Linked DNA regions of Mus musculus: all the other regions are linked to region 2. A link is a loop called in an ENCODE intact Hi-C map of the cell type or tissue named here. Cell type or tissue: heart. All regions are shown on one strand. Each heading gives the region's core, and the rest is flanking DNA. Links, peaks and the distances in the headings are about the cores only.

What was found. Hi-C counts contacts between places; a loop is a spot of excess contacts. Peaks named below come from ENCODE experiments on the same cell type or tissue, not always from the same donor. Only the 100,000 strongest peaks of a DNase experiment are listed, where the experiment ranks them.
Region 1: a loop joins it to region 2, with 2.6 times the contacts of the local background. A loop is called at or near these places in 4 of 42 quality-filtered maps.
Region 3: it touches region 2 in a loop (2.6-fold over the local background); 6 of 42 quality-filtered maps call a loop at or near these places.

What each region holds. Positions count from the first base shown.
Region 1 is chr8:70,435,674-70,443,029 of GRCm38, forward strand. Crtc1 (CREB regulated transcription coactivator 1) reads right to left here and starts at 3,900. Exons shown (of 14, transcript NM_001004062.2): 1 at 3,760-3,900. The coding sequence starts at 3,885. In heart, for the core only: a CTCF peak has its summit at 3,666; a DNase peak (open chromatin) is centred at 3,988; H3K4me3 peaks cover 1,631 bases; H3K27ac peaks cover 2,233 bases.
Region 2 is chr8:70,379,703-70,387,058 of GRCm38, forward strand. Comp (cartilage oligomeric matrix protein) reads left to right here. Exons shown (of 19, transcript NM_016685.2): 15 at 1-27; 16 at 403-599; 17 at 1,543-1,715; 18 at 1,970-2,109; 19 at 2,184-2,364. The coding sequence ends at 2,230. It overlaps Crtc1 (CREB regulated transcription coactivator 1), which reads right to left. Exons shown (of 14, transcript NM_001004062.2): 14 at 2,656-6,633. The coding sequence ends at 6,422. Among named protein-coding and RNA genes, the nearest start is that of Gm51533, 8.5 kb to the left of the region's middle. In heart, for the core only: no CTCF peak of the experiment used is centred there; DNase peaks (open chromatin) are centred at 3,483 and 3,759; H3K27me3 peaks cover 1,904 bases.
Region 3 is chr8:70,582,369-70,587,368 of GRCm38, forward strand. Ell (elongation factor RNA polymerase II) reads left to right here. Exons shown (of 12, transcript NM_007924.2): 6 at 1,504-1,628; 7 at 2,789-2,867; 8 at 3,186-3,660. Among named protein-coding and RNA genes, the nearest start is that of Isyna1, 9.6 kb to the right of the region's middle. In heart, for the core only: a CTCF peak has its summit at 3,109; DNase peaks (open chromatin) are centred at 1,534, 1,883, 2,441, 3,123 and 1 weaker place; H3K27ac peaks cover 716 bases.

The sequences.
Region 1 (7,356 bases), core at 1,162-6,161, 56 kb after region 2:
TCCAGCAAGCTGTCCTCTGATCTACACACACATACACACACACATAACAAATATTCCAACCCCTATTTTCAGCAAAGCCACCCCTGTCACAGGTAAAGCCAGAATGGCACCCCTCAGCCCAGGCAGGGCTAGCCTGCACTACTGATTCTGTAAGAGAGGGCCTCAAATACTTGGCCTCTAGGATCTTCACGCTTCAACCTCCCAAGCATCTGGGACAACACACAGGTGCCACCACACCTAATAAATAAGGATGCTCTATGGCCCAGCTCCTGTAGTCCAAGATACTGAGTATCAGCCACATCAGGAACCCAGTGTTTCAAGCCAATGGCCAACAAGTGACACATATGCTACTCCCACCAGCAAGGCCATCCCACCCTCCTTCCTTCTATGTCTAGAAAGTTCTGCTAAGAAGAAACTCCAGACGGCCCACTGCTCAGGCTAGCCCTCTCATCTGCACCCCCACATGGCCCCAGTACAGTCTCCAATGGCCCTGCTGTCATTCCATGTGGCATAGACACCCGTGTTTAGGGTACTGTCCCCAAGGGGCTGAGAGGAGAGGATCCCACATGTCCAGCAGACAGAATGATCTGGCGCCACCAGGCCATCTGACACCTCAAAGGGGACGAAGTGACAGAGGGACAGGCACAAGCTGGTGGACCCAAGATGTGCGATAACCATTAAGGGGGTCATCAAGATGACTCAGCAGGTAGAGGGTGAAGGAAGGGGCTTGCTGCCAAGCCTGGTGACCCACCTGTGACCTCTGGGACCCACATGGTGGGAAGTGACCATTCCTACAAAGTTACCATAGCACAGGCATAATTCTCAGCATCAATCAAAATGTAGTCACTTAAAGAAAAAAAGAAACATTCAATAGGTAAATTTTATTATGCTTTTACTTTTGTGTGCGCCCATGAATGTGCATGTGTGTGTACATGTGTGTAGAGACAGTCCAAGCTCAACCATGTGTGTGCATGTGTGTAGAGACAGTCTGATCTCAGGCACTGTTCTTTAGGAGCCTTCACCTTGCTTATTTTTCAAGATAGGCTTTCTCTATGTAGCCCAGGCTATCCTGAAACACCCTGGGTAGACAAGGCTGGCCTCAAACTCACACAGACCCACCTGCCTCTGCTTCCCGAGTGCTAGGATCAAAGATATGCAACTACCATCATGCCTGGCCAATTTTAATTTTTACATTATGGCTAGTGTGTGTAGCTGCATGTGAGTTCAGGTGCCCTTGGAGCTGGAGTCACTGGCAGTGGTAACCTGTCTGCTGTGGATGATAGGAAATGAACTTGAGCCCTCAGCCAGTGCAGTTACCACTGAGCATCTTCCCAGCCCACTGAGTGGCTAGCAAGGCTGGGGTGGACAGGGCCTGGAGATCATCCTGGCTCAAGTGAACGTTCGGTCCTTGGGCTTTTTGACATGCACTTCACCTTACCACACCATGACCGTAGCAGGCCCCCACTTTTTTTTAATTGCCTTGCTTTACAGCCTAAGCTAGCTTTAAAGACCTCAAACTCACAGTGATCCTACTGCCTCAACCTTCAGACTGCCGAGAGACAAGCATGTGCTACCATATTATATATATTTTGAACTCAAGCTATTCATGGGACACTGTACATACAGAAACCAGAGGACAAGTTTCAGGGGTCAGTTCTCTCCTACCAAATGGGTCCCAAAGACTGAACTCAGGTCCTTGGGTTTGGCAGAAAGCACCTTTATCCAGCGTTTATCATCTACCTTTATCACCAACCTGCCTCGTTCTTAATAAGAAATGGGGCATGGGCAAATGCTACATGGATGGTTTGAGCATGGAGACCAACTCCACTAAGACAGAGAGGGCTGTGATCCCAGAACAGCCGTAAGCATAGGGAGGGGATGTGGCTAGGCTGCCTGAGGGGCCAATCTCCTCTAGGGCAATGAAACAGTTCTGGAAGAGGGTGGTATAGGTTATATGATTCAAAGAAGCTGGTGAGCGCCACTGGTCACACACACAGACCTTCCTTCTCAACTACATTCCAATCAGGCTGTTCCATCCTTGCAGAACCTCTAAGGGCTCAGGAAGTGCAGGCAGGAGCATCCAAAGGCATCCTCAGCTCCTCAGTGAGATCAAGGCTCATCTGTGCTACACGAGGCCTTGCCTCAGTCACCTCCTCCACATCATTCACTCTCAATCCCAGGAAGAAACCAGATGTCCATCAAAACGTCAACTATGAAACTCTTTGTTCTGGTTACACTGCAAACATTTGACACCAACTGTATGCAGACACCTACTATGTGCTAGAAACAAGAAGCAAACTCAACTGCCCTGTAAGTAACACAGGGATGGTAACACTTTTTGTTTGTTTTGGTTTGGCTTTTGGAGACAGGATTTCTCTGTGTAGCTCCTGCTGCCCTGGAACTCACTCTGTAGACCAGGCTGGCCTTGGACTCAGAGATCATCCTGCCTCTGCCTCCCGAGTGCTGGGATTAGTTGTGCACCACCATCTCCACCCGGCAGATGATACACTGTTTATTTGTTCATTCATTGCCCTTTCTCAATGCCTTTCTCAATACACTGAGGGAGAACATGCCCCCCTTCACCCCCCTCCCCCGCCCCGAGGGCTTTGGGGACAGAGTCTGATTGAAAGTGAGAAAACCACCACATTCAATCACTCACTTTCGCCTACGATGCCACAATCTTGGAGAAACAAGCAACTGACTATAAGATTACCTGACCCAAAGGTGCCCACTGATGAATCCAAGCCTCATGTAAGTACCCCTGGCAGGTCACATGGGACTCAGAACCCAGGTCTGAGGGTGTGCAGAACATGCCACACACCAGCATCACCTCCTTCACCCTTGAGGAAAGTCTGATGACACACACTTGACATGGAAGGATAAGGCTCCGCATCCACTCCACTTGGCCAAGAACCTAGCAAGGCCAGCTATGCCTGTCAAATGGCCCAGCCACCCAGTCTGTTGGCAGCTGTTCCCTGTCATGCATGGGAACCAAGCAGCCACCTCTATGCTGACTCCAAACATGGAGGAGGGATATCCTCAGCTATCCAGGAGGGATAACATCTCCTTCACGGCAGAAGTAGGAGTACCAAGGAAGGCACAGGTGACAATGATACAGTATCACCTCCTCCTCAGGTGCCAATGGAGTGACAACTGTGCCCTCAAATAACGATGAAAGGACCCCTTTCCTTTAGGTAACAATGAAGGGTGACAACCGTCCACTCAGGTAGCATTAATGGAGACCTGTCCACTCAAGTAGCATAAAGGGTGACAACTATCCCCTCAAGGTAGCAACAATGGGGCCACTTATCCACACAGATAACACTAAGGGAACAACTCTCCCTGAAGGTAGCAAAGATGGTGGCACCTATCCCACCAGGTAGCAATGAAGGGTGACACCTGCCCCACCAGGTAGCAATGAAGGGTGACACCTGCCCCCTCAGGTAGCAATGATGGAGTCGTAGGTCCTACGAGGTAGCAATGATGCAGTCCCTGTACCATCAGGTAGCAATCAGGGGGGTGACACGTGTCCATTCTGATAGCTATGATGATGGCACATGTCCCCTCAGACAACAATAATAGATGACACCAGTCCACTCAGGTAGCTGCGATGGGACCACCTGTCAAGTCCAAAGAGCAATCTCGCGAGCAGCCGCTCAGCGCTGTGGCGGCGTGGGGACACCTGCGGCGGCCGCAGCCCCGCCCCCGCGTCTCTTCCTCCTCCCCTCCCTCCTCCCCTCCCCTCCCCCGCGCTCTCACCCGCGCGGCCCGCGTCAGGCTCAGGTCCTTCATGACCTCCTCGAAGGCCGCCGTCTCCTCCGCCTGCTTCTGGTTGTGCAGTGCGATCTTCTCGCTAAATTTCCGCGGATTGTTCGAAGTCGCCATCTTCTCGCCGCCTCCTCCTACTCCTACTCCTCCTCCACCTCCTGGCCCCCCCCACTCTCGGGAGCCACCGCGCAGGCGCCGGCCGGGCCCACGGCCGGAGAGAACGCGCAGGCGCAAGCACGGCCCAGAGCGTGGCGCCGGCGCGCGGGAGAGGCGTGTGGCGTTGGGGTGAACACGCCTGCGCGTGCCTGGGCAACGCGTCGGGAGCCTGGGAGGGGCGTGCCTACGCAGGCGCACTGCAGTGCGCGTGGTTCGCTGGACAGCGGTCCGGGTCCTGTCCCATCAGCGAGGGACTTGAGTGGCAGAGGACACGGCAGAACTGATGCCTGCATTCACTGGACTCCAGCATTCGCTGAGGACTTGTTGGCGCGCCTGCTGTATTCCAGGGCACAGGCATGAACAGAGTGGGCCCTGGGCTACACAGCCGGGGAAGGGAGCAGACTTCCTACCAGGAATTGAGCAGGGGTCCCAAAGTACAGTTCCTGGGCAGAGCCTGACTTGGCACACAGAAGCCGGGGTTCGGTCCCCAGCAATACACACACACACACACACACACACACACACACACACACACACACACACCACACTTATAATAAAGTTTCAAATGGGAGAAATGTGCTGCGCCTTCTAAGAAAAAAGACAGTACTGGCCATGATGGTACGACCAGCTGGAGCCAAGGGGATGGGGAATTCAAGCCACCCTTACCTGTAGAGTGAGTTCAAACCAGCCTGTGACACAGGACACGGAGAAAAAAAGACAAATGGGGGGGGGCTCTCTGGAAAGATGGAAAGATTGCTCAGAGACTAAGGGCACCTGCTGTCCTCGAGAAAGACCTGACTTTGTGATCCCATGGAATAGCTCATATGCCCTTGCAACTAAGGTTCTAGAAATCCAACGCCCTCTTCTGGCCTTGGCAAGAAGTTAAATATACACATAGCATGTGCACACACACACACACACACACACACACACACACACAGAGATACATAGATAAATGTTTTAAATTTAAAAATATTGCCAGGCAGTGGTGGCACACACCTTTAATCCCAGTATTCAGGAGGCAGAGGCAGGCAGACTTCTGAGTTCCAGGCCAGCCTAGTCTACAGAGTGAGTTCCAGGACAGCCAGGACTACAGAGAAACCCTGTCTTGAAAAAAAAGAAAGAAAGAAAAATTAGAGAGCTAAGGTCAGGCATAGTGGCACGTGCCTTTAATCCCAGCAGAGGCAGGCAGTTCTCTTTGAGTTCAAGGCCAGCCTGGTCTACAAAGCGATTACCCAGTCAGGGCTACACAGAGAAACCCTGCCTCAGAAAAAAAAAAAAGAAAAGAAAAGCAAGCAATAAATAAATAAAAACAAATAGAGCTAGAGAGAAGGCTCCGTTATGCTAGCATTTGCTGTACAGGCACACACATTAAAGTTTGGCGTGGCCATTGAGTGCTGCAGATAGGGGACTGGCCAATCACTCTACTGAAAGGGGAGCCTCACGTTCCATTCAGTGGGATGCTCTGCTTCACATGAAGAAGTAGAAGGGATCAGAAAAAGGCACACATGTCTGTGGCACACATGCACACACACACACATGCTGTGCTGAAGGAGACTGTATGAAACCCAGACCACACAGAGGAAAACAGAGCCTCAAGGTGGTAAGACTTTGAACTGTGTGAAGCTGGAGACACAGGCCTTTCCGCTACTGGGGCCATTGTGTCCTTCCAAATTTACTTAGGTCCATCTTTCCTACCTGGCAATGCCTGAGACCACCATCTCTGCCAGGAAGAGGGGAGATGGGACACACTTCTGTCTACCAGCTAGTTCTCACTATTGTCCTGAGAGGTCAAAGGCACAGACAAAGCCTACAGCTGCCTGGAAGGGGGACCCCTGGCTATAATTGGGCTCTGACTGTGATCCTGGCTGTCTCCCATGGCTTTAGAAGGCTTTAGTGAAATTAATGTGCATTGATAAACACCAGCTGTCTCTGCCATTTACTCTGGTCTGAAGGGAACCCATCACAGACACAGGAGAACAGAGCAGACATGGGCTGGGAGGGAGTAGAGGTCAGCAGGTAACCACCTGGGGGCTGTGTCCTCACTCCATTCACCCCACAGCCTTGGCTGTAACTTATCAGTCCTATCCCCCAGAGTGGTGGAACAATGGCCTGACGACGACTGGATCCATTGGTCACTGCCTCCCAGGATGGATGAGGGAGATATGGAGAGAATCATACACCCAGGTGTCCCCCTCCCTTATTTCCTCACACTTGTCATGCCAGCATTGGGGAAACTGAGGCAGAAGGATTGAACGTTCCCAGGCAGGGTCTGGAGAGATGGCTCAGTAGGAAGTGTGGTAGTCTGAATACAAATGGCTCCTGTAGGGGCTGGAGAGATGGTTAAGATGGAGCAGTGGTTAAGAGCACTCACTGCTCTTCCAGAGGTCCTGAGTTCAAATCGCAGCAACCACATGGTGGCTCACAACCATCTGTAACAAGACCTGATTCCGTCTCTGGTGTCTGAAGACAGCTACAGTGTACTTACATATAATAAATAAAATAAATCTTTAAAAAAAAAAAACAACCAAATGGCTCCTGTAGGCACATATTAACAGGTAGTGGCACTACTTAGGCAGGACTGGGAGATGTGGCCTTGTTAGAGTATCACTAAGGGTGGCTTTGGGGTTTCAAACACTCAAGCCAGGCCCAGTGTCTTTCTTCCTGCTGTCTATGGATCAATGTAGAACTCCCAGCTCCTTCTCCAGCACCATGTCTGCCTGCATGCTGTCATGCTCCCACCATGACGATCATGGACTAAACCTTTGAAACTGTAAGCCAGCCCTAATTAAATGTTTTCTTTGTAAGAGTTGCCTCTTCACAGCAATAGAACAGTGACTAAGGCAGTTGGTAATTGGGTTTGAATCTCATCTTCCACACAGCAGCTCATAACCATTTGCAGCTGCAGCTCTAGTTACAGAGGATCCAACACCCTCTTCTTCTCCCTATTCTTCTTCCTCTTCTTCTTCTCCAGCCCCAACACCCTCTTCTGGCCTCCTTGTTCACTGTACTCACAAAGGCGTACAGAAACAAATAAGTTTAGTTAACTTTAGTTGCATGTGTGATGTACATGTGCATGTGTTCATGTGTGGGTGTGAATGGGTGTGTGCAGTGCAAACTTCTGGTTTCTTTGGAAAGTCAGTTATGTCAAATGATGGTTTGCTGGGACACACAGGTGAAAGGATGTTTTGCTGGGGCAGACACATGAAAGAATGCTTTCCTGAAGCAGACACAGGAGAAAGGATGTTTTCCTATAGCAAACATAAGAAAGGAAACATGAGCCGGGCGTGGTGGCGCACGCCTTTAATCCCAGCACTTGGGAGGCAGAGGCAGGCAGATTTCTGAGTTCGAGGCCAGCCTGGTCTACAAAGTGAGCTCCAGGACAGCCAGAGCTATAAAGAGAAACCCTGTCTCCAAAAAACAAAAACAAAA
Region 2 (7,356 bases), core at 1,052-6,051:
TGAACAGTGACCCTGGCCTGGCTGTGGGTGAGGCGGGGCAGGGCTATGGGGCGTGATCACGGAGGGCTTGGCCACTCTAATCATGGGAAGAGTAGGGCTAAGGGGGTTAGGACAAATGGCAGTTTGTATTGAGTGGTCATAGGTGGGTGGGTCATAGGCCATGGAGAGACGGGGCTGGTTGGTCAGGATCTAGGAAGGGCTGGGTGGGGCCTTTGGGGCATTGCTGTGGGACGTGTGACCCCTGAGAGCTAGGGATTGGAAGTGTCTGAGGATGTGGCCAATGCTATGTTGGGGTGTGGCCTTGTTTGGAGAAGCAGGTCTTGTTTGGAGGGTCAGGGCCTGACTCTGAGGTGTCCAGAGCAAGCATGCTTCTGGAGACCCCCTTCCTCTCCCCTCCTACAGGTTACACAGCCTTCAACGGCGTGGACTTCGAGGGCACATTCCATGTAAACACCGCCACTGATGATGACTATGCTGGTTTCATCTTCGGCTACCAAGACAGCTCCAGTTTCTACGTAGTCATGTGGAAACAGATGGAGCAGACGTACTGGCAGGCCAATCCCTTCCGGGCTGTGGCTGAGCCAGGGATTCAGCTCAAGGTGCTGGCTGGGCTGTGCCCACACACATTATATACTCCTCAGCCTTCACCGCCAATGCCTTCGTAGCCCTCCAGCATTGTCCCATGCCCCTCAAAGTTGTCACCACTCCTCATTCTCGTGCCCAGCCCCCACCCTCCCACCACCATTGCCACGGGGTTAAATCCTCTCAGACCCATAAATACCTTCTCTGGAGGGTCAGAGAAGACACTGCCTTGTTACAGTGCTTGGGGCACACTCAAGGGAACTGGAGTTTGGACCCCCCTGAACCCACCTAAATGCTGGGTATGGATGGTGATCCACCTGTAATTCCAGCCTTGAAAGGTAGAAACAGGATCCCTAGATATACTAGCCACACTGGGAAACCCCAGGCCTTATGGAACAGGATAGAAAAGCTACTTAAGGATGACTCCGACAGCTTCTGCCCTTCGTGCACATGTGCATGCACCCACACAGGTTCAGAAACGTGCATACTCAGAGAGAAAAAAATTGAAGATAGACCCTGTCTCAAAAAAAAAAAAAAAAAAAAGAAAAGAAAAAAGAAAAGAAAAGAAAAGAAAAAAAAAGGGGGGGGGAACTACTCCTTGGGATCATCACATGTCCCTTTGGGCTCCCAAGCCTGTCACAGAGCCCTAGATTTCCCTGGACACCCCAGATCCTCCTATAAACACCTCACAACAGGTCCCCAGGTCTGTAGACCCCAGTTTATCCCAGCAGGCTGCTGCCTCCTAATAAGGAGCCAGGCCCTCTAGATCCCCTAAGGTATCCCTGTATTTGTATTTCCAGAATTCACACAGACTCCTGGCTCCACTACCCACAGTGGTCCAGCCAAGAGCTCTCACTTGCCCTCTTGAAGCAAGGACCTTCCCTATACTCCAACCACTCATAACTCCCACCTGATCTACCAGACAGGGCTCTGATCTGTTTCCTCTCCTGCCTGTGGCAGGCTGTCAAGTCCTCTACAGGTCCCGGGGAACAGCTCCGAAACGCACTGTGGCACACGGGGGACACAGCATCCCAGGTGCGGCTGCTGTGGAAGGATCCTCGAAACGTGGGCTGGAAGGATAAAACATCCTACCGCTGGTTCCTGCAGCACCGGCCTCAAGTTGGCTACATCAGGTGGGCACGGCCCTGCTGCTGCTGAGCTGTGCTTTGCTGCTGCTCCAGGAGAAACGGGCTCCGTTTACAGTACATCATGGTCTTACGGGGAGATGCCAGAACCCCAATACCTCCTATGTACAGGGCACCTGACATACATTCTCACAGAGGGAAACTGAGGCAGGGGCCCCAACACCAGCCCTTATTTTGAGTGGGAACTAAAGATGAAGGGGGTGGCAAGCAGGGAACCCAACCTCAATAGTCCTTTATCACAGGGTGCGGTTCTATGAGGGTCCTGAGCTAGTAGCTGACAGCAATGTGGTGTTGGACACGGCCATGCGTGGTGGCCGCCTGGGTGTCTTCTGCTTCTCCCAAGAGAACATCATCTGGGCTAACCTGCGCTACCGTTGCAATGGTGAGCGAGGGGCCAGCAGGCTGGACCCAAAAGGCTCCAGAAACCTCTCTCACCTGTTGCCTTCCAATCTGCAGATACAATCCCTGAGGACTACGAGAGTCACCGGCTGCAGAGAGTCTAGGGACCAGTGGGGTCCCGCTGCCTGATGGACTGTGGTGGCACAAGCTACGGGTGTGTGTGTGGGGGGGTCTGGCATCCCTCTGAAGGGGTGTCTGGCCTGGGGAGGAGAGGCAAATAAAGTACGTATGTGGGGGACTGGCTGGCTTTGGTCGCTGCTAAAGGGGCACTTTGTGGAGGGGCCTCCAGGAGGCCCTAGGGTCTGTACTCTAGTCACTGAGACTGTCAGGGGCATGCAATTCACTACAGGTGGTGACAGCCCTGGAATATTCTAAGGTAAGAGCAGATGGCTGCCTCCAAGTTTGAGGAACCCCAGTCACTGAATGGCTCAGTGGAAGGTGTTCAAGGGGCTCACACCTATGTGGGGCTCAGCCACAGGAAGATGAGGTAACCTGGAGGGAGATTGGAAAAAGAGGAAGAGGCCCAGACGAAAACATTGGGTTTTTATTACATTTCATTACAAAGGGCGCAAAAATACAAAGAAGCGTCTGCGCCAGAAGGTGGGGCGGGCGGCCGTGCGTGCCCTGAGCAACCTGACCCCCAACTGCGGTGCCCATGCGCACGATCCACAGACATCCGCAGCGGAGTGCGCATGCCGGGGGCAGAGCCAGCCTGGGCACGGGGAGGGGAATGTGGAACCAGCCATTTGCATATATCAAAGGGGCACCCCAGCCCATGGCGTCCTTTTTCCAACTAAGGGGTGAGATGGGGCCTGAGAAACAGGAGCCTGGCCTCTGGAGTTATGGCCACAGCCCTGTCCTCATGTCCCCCTGTGACCAGAAGTGCTGGGTTGGATTAGGCTAGGCCTTACCCCATGTGATGGATCCCTAGCCCCAAGGAAAGGCTGAGTGCAGAAGGGACTGCTGGTCCCATTGTGGGGGTTCTGCTGCTATCCCTACCCTGACCAGGAGGTTGGGCCCCTGAGCCCAGCAGGGTTGAGAAAGAGGAAAACTGAGGTTCAGGGCACCCCATGGCCTTGGGAGTACCCCAGCACCCAGGCTCGAGAGGATACAAGTCCCTCCATCTTCTGCCCTGACAGGGAGATGTGGCTATGACCAATGGGTGGCAGGCATTTGTGCCACACTGAGGGCCATGCCTGAGACAGAAATGATCAGGGTCGCCAAATCACCCACCAGATCCCTGAAGGAAGAGGCCCCCTGGGAGCCAAGGTGGAAGGGGTATAAAAAGGACCAGGTACCACCACACCAGAGGCAGACCACATGGGGTAGACTGCGCCACGGTGTCCTCACCTGGACAGCTCTGAGGGACAGCAGCCAGACCTAGGGCACAACTCTACAACCCCATGCCTGTGCACACAGCTGCATCAAGACCCTGATACCAGCAGCCCTCTCAACCTGTGCTAAATCTCTGCAAAATAAAAAACCCCAGGCCCACTGTGAGAAGAACGGCAGCTGACACTGGTGCAGGTTTGCTGTCCCCATGCCTTTTGCCCGTTCTTGTCCTGACCGGAGTGCCAGGACTCTTGACATCAAGCCCAGTGTGATAGCTGTCAGCCATCCTTGGGTGCTGTGCAGTAGCACATGGGTTTCACTAGGGGGCCCCCCTGTGTAAGAGTCTTCCAAAGAGTTGAAGGCTAGGCTAAGTACCAGTGGACTTCCCAGAGCCACACTGGATAGTGTTGCAGGAAGGGGATATGACAGGGCCTTGGGTCAAGGGGACAAGCCATTTCTTAGGATATAGAAAGGGGCTGGGTCCAGCTGCATTGTTGTTCTGTGGGGCTTTGGGTAGATTGCCAAGGTTAACTGAGGCAGCTGGGCATAGAGTTATCAAGATGCCCCAGTCCTGTTTCTGAGTCAGGGAAGTGGGCTGGACAGCCACATGGCTGAGGAGGGGCTTGGCTGAAGCTGGTGACACATGGGTAAGGTGGAGGGGAAAAAACCAGGCCTGGCTCACGCATCTGACCTCTCAAGGGCCAGGTGTCTAAGCCTGTCCTGAGAGAGCATGAATGTGGGCAGAGGGTCTATGTACACATTGCAAGGTGGCTGCTCCCAGCACAGTTCAATGGGTCACAGTATCTGCATGTCACCAGCTGAGGCCCCCACGGCCTTGAGCTATCATCTTGGGATGTCTTGGCAATACAGGGGTATTATCGGACAGGTGACCTATATCTAGAAAACAAAGACACCTCCCAGGAGTCCCCCTGACAGCAGCTAGGCCCAGGGGAGGGGAGGGTGACCCCTTTGGGAACATGCATGCACCCGAGTGCTGGCTCCTGGCTGGGCCAGAGAGCTCATGAGATGCTCACAGCTGCCTGGGGCGCTGAGGCAGGGACGTGTCACCTCATCATAGGACTTGGCAATGAACTGGTCACATTAATACAGCTACATGCACTCTTGGCTTCAGGGCACTGAAAGCCAGGCCACCAGCTTAGGAGGGCCATGGGCTGTATCTGTCCTGCCCTGGCTCACTGAGAACTCAGACAGCCAGTGAGTAACTGGACTCCAGGTACCCTGTCAGCCTCTCGGCCCTGTTGAGGCCGTTTGCTCAGACTTCTACAGCTGGAAGAGAGTCCCACCCCACTTCTGTGTGCTTTCCAGCTCGCCAGTGCTGGGGTGACAGACGCGTGCCACCACATACGTTTGATGATGATGGTGATGGTGATGATAAAGTTCCCACTATTCCCTTCAAGTCCGCACCGTGGTGACAGAAAGGCCTGAGACCTGGACAGGTGACTTGGACAAAGCAATGCTGTGTCTTCAGACCCAGGGGAAGGGGAATAGCAATGAAAGGGTGGCAGCTTTCTCATGCAGGCGGCTGCCTAGGTGCTTGGGGAGAGACACACACAGCTTGTGTGCTCCCCAAACCCCCAGCATGGGCAGTGGGCAACGGCACAGAGAAACAGTGAAGCCGCGGCCCGGGCCTACGGAGCAGAGGCAGAGGGCATGTCAAGCTATGACCTAGGGTGGTGGGGATCAGAACTTCCAGGCCAAAGGTGACCCCGGTCCACAGCCCCCACTTAGCCACTGCTAAGGCCTGGCAGACGCCTTAAAGATCCTCAGAGAGAGAGGGTTCTCAGGAGGCTCCAGTGAAAGTAAAGGCTGTTCCCAGGATATGTTCTGCGGTTCTACAGACACGCCCAGCCACCAGGACCCTGCATCCAGCCCCATCCTTGCCCACCCAGCTCTCTGGAGTTGAGACTAAATGCCAGTACGCCCAGGTCCAGGGTGAGCAGCCCAGGTGCCCCAGCTTGCAAGTGCTCCAGGCTAGTATTCCAGTTAACTTTTAAAAAGGTAAAGGAGGGACTGGGGGATAGTTAACACATGCTGCCAGGCAAGTCTGGGGGGGGGGGGTCAGCTACCAAATGCCAACAGAAACGGAAGGAAAAGCAGAACCACCAGGGCTGCTGCCTCCCGAGCCCCAGATCCTAAACAGCAGGAGGGACAGGTCACGAGGCTGGAAGAGTGAGGAGAATGTGCAGGTGGCCCGTGACCCTCCATCCCAGTGCCACCATACTGACCTTTGTCCAACAGGGGGCAAGGATGGTGAGAATGAGCCAAGGAGGGGCACTGGCTGCTTCAGTGGCTCTGTCCATACCACATTCGGCCATAGGTCGATTGTCACGCTGCAAGAGCGCTCAGGAATATAAAAGGCAGCCATCCAAACAGTGTTTATTCTGGTCCAGGTCGGCCCCGTCACTCTGCTGTCTTTGCCCTGGGCTCGGTGGGCATGCATGACCTGACCAGGGCTGGGGATGGCGGTGGGGAGGGGGGCAGGATGGAGGAAGGCAGTGACAGCTGACAACAGTCGAATGGATGGCGCACCTAAGCCTCTGGGCGCTCCACACCCACGCCCCGGCCCTCCTTGCACAGCACATCTGGAAGTGAGTGACACTTTGGGTATCTGATGAGGGCTCTCACATCCCCAGTGAGGGGTGAGGGAGCGAGCACGGGGAACATCCATGGGGGCCAGGCACTCACAGCCTCGGCCATCAGCCTGACCCCAGGTAGATGGATGGACAGACAGATAGCCAGCCTAGTACACAGCGGCCTCACACACGCCAGGCATCATGGGAGGTGAACGACCGGGGTGGCGGGGGGCTGGCAGGGGCACTGGGCAGCATTGCAAGCTCAGAACCACAAGCTTGGCCGTTGGCAAAGGGGGACGCCATTGCCGTCCCCAGGTTTGGGGCAGCGCCGTTGGAGACTGACCAGCGGCGGCTGGTGGGCACAGCCACTCACAGGCGGTCCATTCGGAAGGTGTCCTCGGTGGCTGGGTCGGCTAAAACCATGTCTGGGTCATTCAACATATGGAGTCCGTCCAGGGTCAGAGGGTCAATCTTCAGCTCGTCCAGTGGAAACTGATGGTCTGAATCAAAGCTGACATCACTGACTCCTGCCAGTGTGCTGCTCAGTTCCTTAGAGAGGCTCGGTGGTGACTCTCCTGTCACTGTTGGGTGGGGACAAATGACATGGCTCAACCTTGGCTCCAGGGAAGCAGACACCGGGCCATTTACTTCCCACCAGTATGAGAAGCAGAAGTGGAGGGGGCAGCTCACCCCAGGGATTGTTCTGCAGGGCGAACATCACAATATCTAGGGTGTTCTGTGTACTGTGGTGGGGTAGACACTGGCACTGGGTGGCGTGAGCCAGGGACATGGCTCAGCAGTCTACAGAGCATGAGCTGGTCCCAGCACTGAGGGCAGAGACCTGCAAAGCCACATGCTTGGTAGCAGATGGCAGTGTGACCTGCAGGACATACTCTGACCCAGAGTCTGAGGTGCACAGATGGGTCATACTGTCAGGGAGGTGCCTAACAGGTGCCCAGGTCTAGAAATGAGACTTAGCCATTCCATCTAGTTTAGTGGGTCTGTCAGATTAGATGGGGTTCTAAGCACAGAGGCCGTCCTATAAGCCACAGGGGTCCTCAGGGTTCGCCCTCTGTCCCAAGTGTGCCACAGTGCCCACAGGAGGGGAGTGACACTGTCCCCAACAGACCTAGACTATACTGAAAGCACCCCTTTTTGGGGCTTATAAAATAGAGGGAGATGGTTATGGAGGACTTGGGGTGGGGCAGACGTTGGAGAAGCTGGGTTCTGGGTTAGATGGATTGAGGCTTGGCCATACTGCTCTCTGCAGGGTGGAAGGGCCTGTCCCTTGGGTATGCAGGTTC
Region 3 (5,000 bases), core at 1-5,000, 200 kb after region 2:
TCAAGGCCAGCCTGTCTACCTAGTGAGTTTCAGAACAGCTAGAGCTACTCAGGGAAAGCCTGTCTCAAAAATAAATAAAATGTCAGCGCCAGCCAGGCTTTGGGGACAGTATAAAGGTGGATTGGGGTGGCCTGGCCCCTGTGCTCTGGTGACAACATAATATCAAGTCTCAGAGAAAGCTCTGGAATCAGGAAAGACCATGGTCAGCCTCTGCCTCAGCCAATGGAGTGCATGCATGCAGTATGCAATGGCTCCAGAGGCATCTGAGGCTCTATGCAGCTCCCATGGCCTCTGATCAGCCATGCCAGGTCTGACCTTGGCAACCTGGTACTCTTGAGTGTGTGATGCATCTTGTGAGGGGCAGCAGTACCCCACAGATTTTGAAAATGGGCCTATCTTGGGCAGGGGTCACAACCTGGTCAGGTCTTTTGCAGTCTCCACAGGTCATCAGAGTCCCTGAGCATCTGTAGGGAGGAGCCATAGCCTTTCAAGACTATGCCTTTAGTGTAGGCAGGGTAGCCCAGGGTATTGGATGTATCAGGGGAGCTGAAAGCCTGTCCTAGGATGGGATACCTTAGGTAGTGCTGGTCAGTGGGACCACATACCATCGTGGAGGATCCTGCGTATGGGAATGAGTGCTCCTGCTTGGAGTAGCTGTGAGTGAAAGGCATGGCAGCACACCATTTAAATCTTAGTGCTCAATCAGGAAGAGACTCTGCTGCCAGCTTGGCATGCTGGCATACCTGTGGTCTCAGCATCCTCAGACAAGAAATTCTGAGCCCAAGGTCAGCCTGAGCTATAAGGCAAGACCATGTCTTCAAAGCCCATTAAATATATAACTCATTCCTCTCAGATCTTTTGTTTTGTTTGTTTTTCGAGACAGGGTTTCTCTGTATAGCCCCGGCTGTCCTGGAACTCACTGTGTAGACCAGGCTGGCCTCGAACTCAGAAATCCACCTATCTCTGCCTCCCAAGTGCTGGGATTAAAGGTGTGCGCCACCACTGCCCGGCTCCTCTCAGTCCTTACTGAGGTTGTGGACTCGGCATGGTTGAGTGGCTGATACAGGTTGTGGACTCGGCATGGTTGAGTGGCTGATACAGGTTGTGGACTCGGCATGGTTGAGTGGCTGATATGTGCATATATTGCACTTGGCACCTAGCAAGGCCAGCACAGACACAGCCTTGGTCCCTTCAAGGCCTCTCATCAGATTCTTTGAGCCTGAGAGAAAGCCTGAGATGAAGTAGTTGTGGCAGGGAGAGAGGATTGGCTAGTGGCCACCATCTGAAGGGTGGGGCTTGTGGGGGCTGTGGGCATATTGATGACATACTGTGCCTCATCAAGATTGTCTGGGCCTGCAGCAGCTCATGCGCAGGGGACCCGAGGTGGTGTGACATGGCTCCAGAGCTGCCACCACCCTGTGCTCCCCAAGCACTCACACCCCCACTCCCACCCCTGCTGCCTTGGCAAGCAGTGACAGTCATTGAGAACTGGATGTGTTGCAGGTGGCCAGTGTGAACCCCAAGGATGGCACGTGCACGCTGCAGGACTGCATGTACAAAAGCCTGCAGAAGGACTGGCCCGGCTACTCTGAGGGGGACCGGCAGCTGCTGAAGCGCATGCTCATGCGGTAAGGCACGCACTGGCCTCAGCCTGCCAGACGGCTCACAGTTATGGCTGTCCCCAGCCAACTGTGCATCTCCTCTGTGCCAGGGTGTCCTGTCCATGTCCCCATGGCTTCCCACGAGCCTCTGGTGTCCACAGAGTGTGAGGTAGACTCCAAGGGAGCAGCACAGTAATTGCCCACTCCCCCTGGGTGCTGGTGCTGTGAGCAGAGCTGCTCGCCGAGATTGCTAGTGATTCCTCAAGTTCAGTTGGCACCACCGAGTTCTGGGCTCATCTCCAACCTGTGCCTAGGCCAGAGCCTGGGGGTTCCACGTGCTTGGAGGTGGAGAGGGCACATGATGGCAAGAGCCTAGGCGCTCGCTGCCTGGCACAGGCTCCTGGGCACTACAGCCAGCTTACTTGCTTTTCTCTTTCTTTTTCCCTGACAGTCCCTGATAGGGTTTCTCTGTGTAGCCCTGGCTGTCCTAGAACTCATTTTGTTAACCAGGCTAGCCTCTAACTCAGAGATCAGCCTGCCTCTGCCTCCTGAGTACTAGGATTAAAGGTGTGTGTCACCATGCCTGGCTTCTTTTTTTTTTTTTGGGTCAGTGTCTTGTCTTACAGAGACAGTACAGGCCTTAACTCCTGCCCATCTTCTGTCTCCACCTTCCAGTAGTGCTGGGCTGACAAGTGTGTGCCCATTGTCAGGGTCACCTATACCCAAGTGCTGGAGGTGTCCACATAAGGCCTGTCACTGCTCCACAAGCACGGGTGTACAGGGCCAGCATGCCTGGGCTAGTTACCACCACTGATGCCGTGACCCGTTATGAGTGATGAGCCATTGGGTACTCGGGGCCAGATCAGGGTGGGAGGAAGGGACCACACACAAGGTCACCACTGACACACAGAATGGCCTTGTGCTGGTGGAGTCCTGATGTGCTGTAGGCAAGGTATGTGTTCATATTTGACCTGCAATTCTCCCTCTCATTGGCAAGCCCAGGCACTAGCTGCCTGCGCCTCAGCATGGCAGAGTGGGAGTCCTCTCTGAGCACCACATGGGCTCTGCTTAGCAGCTGCCCTGTGTACAACACAGCTTGGGTTCTGAGAACCTGGCCCTCTCTGTGCAGACATAGTCCCGGGGCACAGTGGCAGTGCCACCATAGTGCCTCTACCACTCCTCTGCAGGAAGCTGTGTCAGCCACAGAATGCCACTACAGACTCCAGCCCGCCCCGAGAGCATGGACGCTCTGCCTCACCCTCTCAGGTACTTGCCTGGGGGGGTGGTTGAGTGTGGGGTCCTCACTGGTACACCACAGCCCTTTGTAACCAGTGTCCACTGCCTGAGCCACGCTCTTTGGGGGGACTTGCTGTCTTTGGGGCTGGGAGTGTCTTTCTGAGGCGTGTGCCTCAGGCACCTTCACTGCCCAGTCAGGGCCTTCTTTTCTTCTCTGTCTGGGTGCTGCTTCTCTTGTATGTGTGGCCAGCTGTGTGCCGGCGCCCCTGTGTGGCCACAGCAGGCCCTGCAGGTGGCTACTAGTTCCCACATACTTCTCTGCTCAGCCTAGTCCCCATGGCTTTTCAGAAACGGCCTACAGACTTCATTGACCCCCTGGCCAGCAAGAAGCCCCGGATCTCACATTTCACACAGCGAGCACAACCCACCCTCAATGGCAAACTGGGTGCCCCCAATGGCCATGAGACACTGCTGCCTGCTCCAGGACCCACCCCATCAGACACCCTCAGCTCTAGCCATCTGCCCCCACGGCTGGAGCCCCCAAGGACCCACGACCCCCTAGCTGATGTCAGTAATGACCTAGGTCACAGTACCCAGGACTACAAGCACCAGGAAGCCACCCCAGCTCCAGCACCCCATCTTGGTCTTCCCCTGCTGACGGACTTTCCTCAGGCTGAGCAACCTACTAGCTCCTCACACACCCACAGCCGACCCAAGAAGAAGTCCAAGAAGCACAAAGACAAGGAGCGGCCCCCTGAAGAAAGGCCCCCCGCCCCACAGCCTGATGCACCTACTGCCCCTGCACTACCGCCAGATGCCCCAGGTGAGTGCCACTTGGTTGTTTCCTCTAATATGTGGGATGTGAGACCACTACTGGGGTCAGGACTTGGGGCCACCATGGCAGGCCACCAGCCTACTACTCAGTGCTTGGGGCTAGGAGCTGAAACACTCAGATAGGTAACATGGAATGCAGCGCTTTCAGGGAGTACTGAGATGCCCTGAGCCAGAGAGGCAGAGGGAGAGTAAAGAGAACAGCTGTATGCAGGGATATATCCAGGCCAAGGCACAGGTAGGTACACTGAGCCCAGGGAGCAAAGGTTTCTGGGACCGGAGGACACTGAGAAATGAGACATCTATCTCTGTGGCTCCTCACACAGCAGGACGCGTGAGGTACCCTGTGATCAGAAGGCCTTGAGAACAATCCTCTGTCCATAGTATAGTGAGAGCATGGATCTGGTGTCGCAACCCTGTGCTTGCTATGCCCTTTAGTCCTAATCTCTTGACACCTATCTTAGTTAGGATGTTACTGCTGTGAACAGATGCCATGACCAAGGCAACTCTTAAAAAGGACAGTATTTAATTGAGGCTGGCTTACAGGTTCAGAGGTTCAGTCTATTATATTCAATGCAGGAACATGGCAGCATCTAGGCAGGCATAGTGCAGAAGAAACTGAGAGTTCTACATCTTCATCTGAAGGCTGCTAGCAGAATACTGACTTCCTGGTAGCTAGGATGAGAGTCTTAAGCCCACTCACCAGGGCCAAGCATATAAGAACCATCACATTCCACTCCCAGGCCCCCATAGGCATGTTTAAATACATGAGTCTATGGGGGCCATTCCTAAACATAGCACAATAAAAAAGTACATTTAGTCCAACTTCAAAAGTCCCCATAGTCTATAGCAGTCTCAACAATGTTAAAAGTCAAGCTGGAGAGGTGGCTCAGTGGTTAAGAGCACTGACTGCTCTTCCAGGGTCCTGAGTTCAATTCCCAGCAACATGATGGCTCACAACCATCTATAATGGGATCTGATGCCCTCTTCTGATGTGTCTGAAGACAGTGACAGTGTACTCACATATGTAAAATAAATAAATCTTTTTAACAAGAAAAGTTCAAAGTCTCTTCTGAGCTCCATCCAATCACATAACTGTAATCCCTGAATTAAGACAGGAAACCAGATGGACAAACTCCAAACTCTGCATCTCCATGTCTGATGTCAAAGCAGTCTTCAGATCTCCAACTCCTTTTCATCTTTGTTGACTGCAACAAACTTCCTTCTCCTGGGCTGGTCCCACTCCCTGTTAGCAGTTTTCCTCAGCAGATAGCCCACGGCTCTGACATCTCGAAAATCTTGGGCTCTCCAAGGCAGCTTCAGTGTTACAGC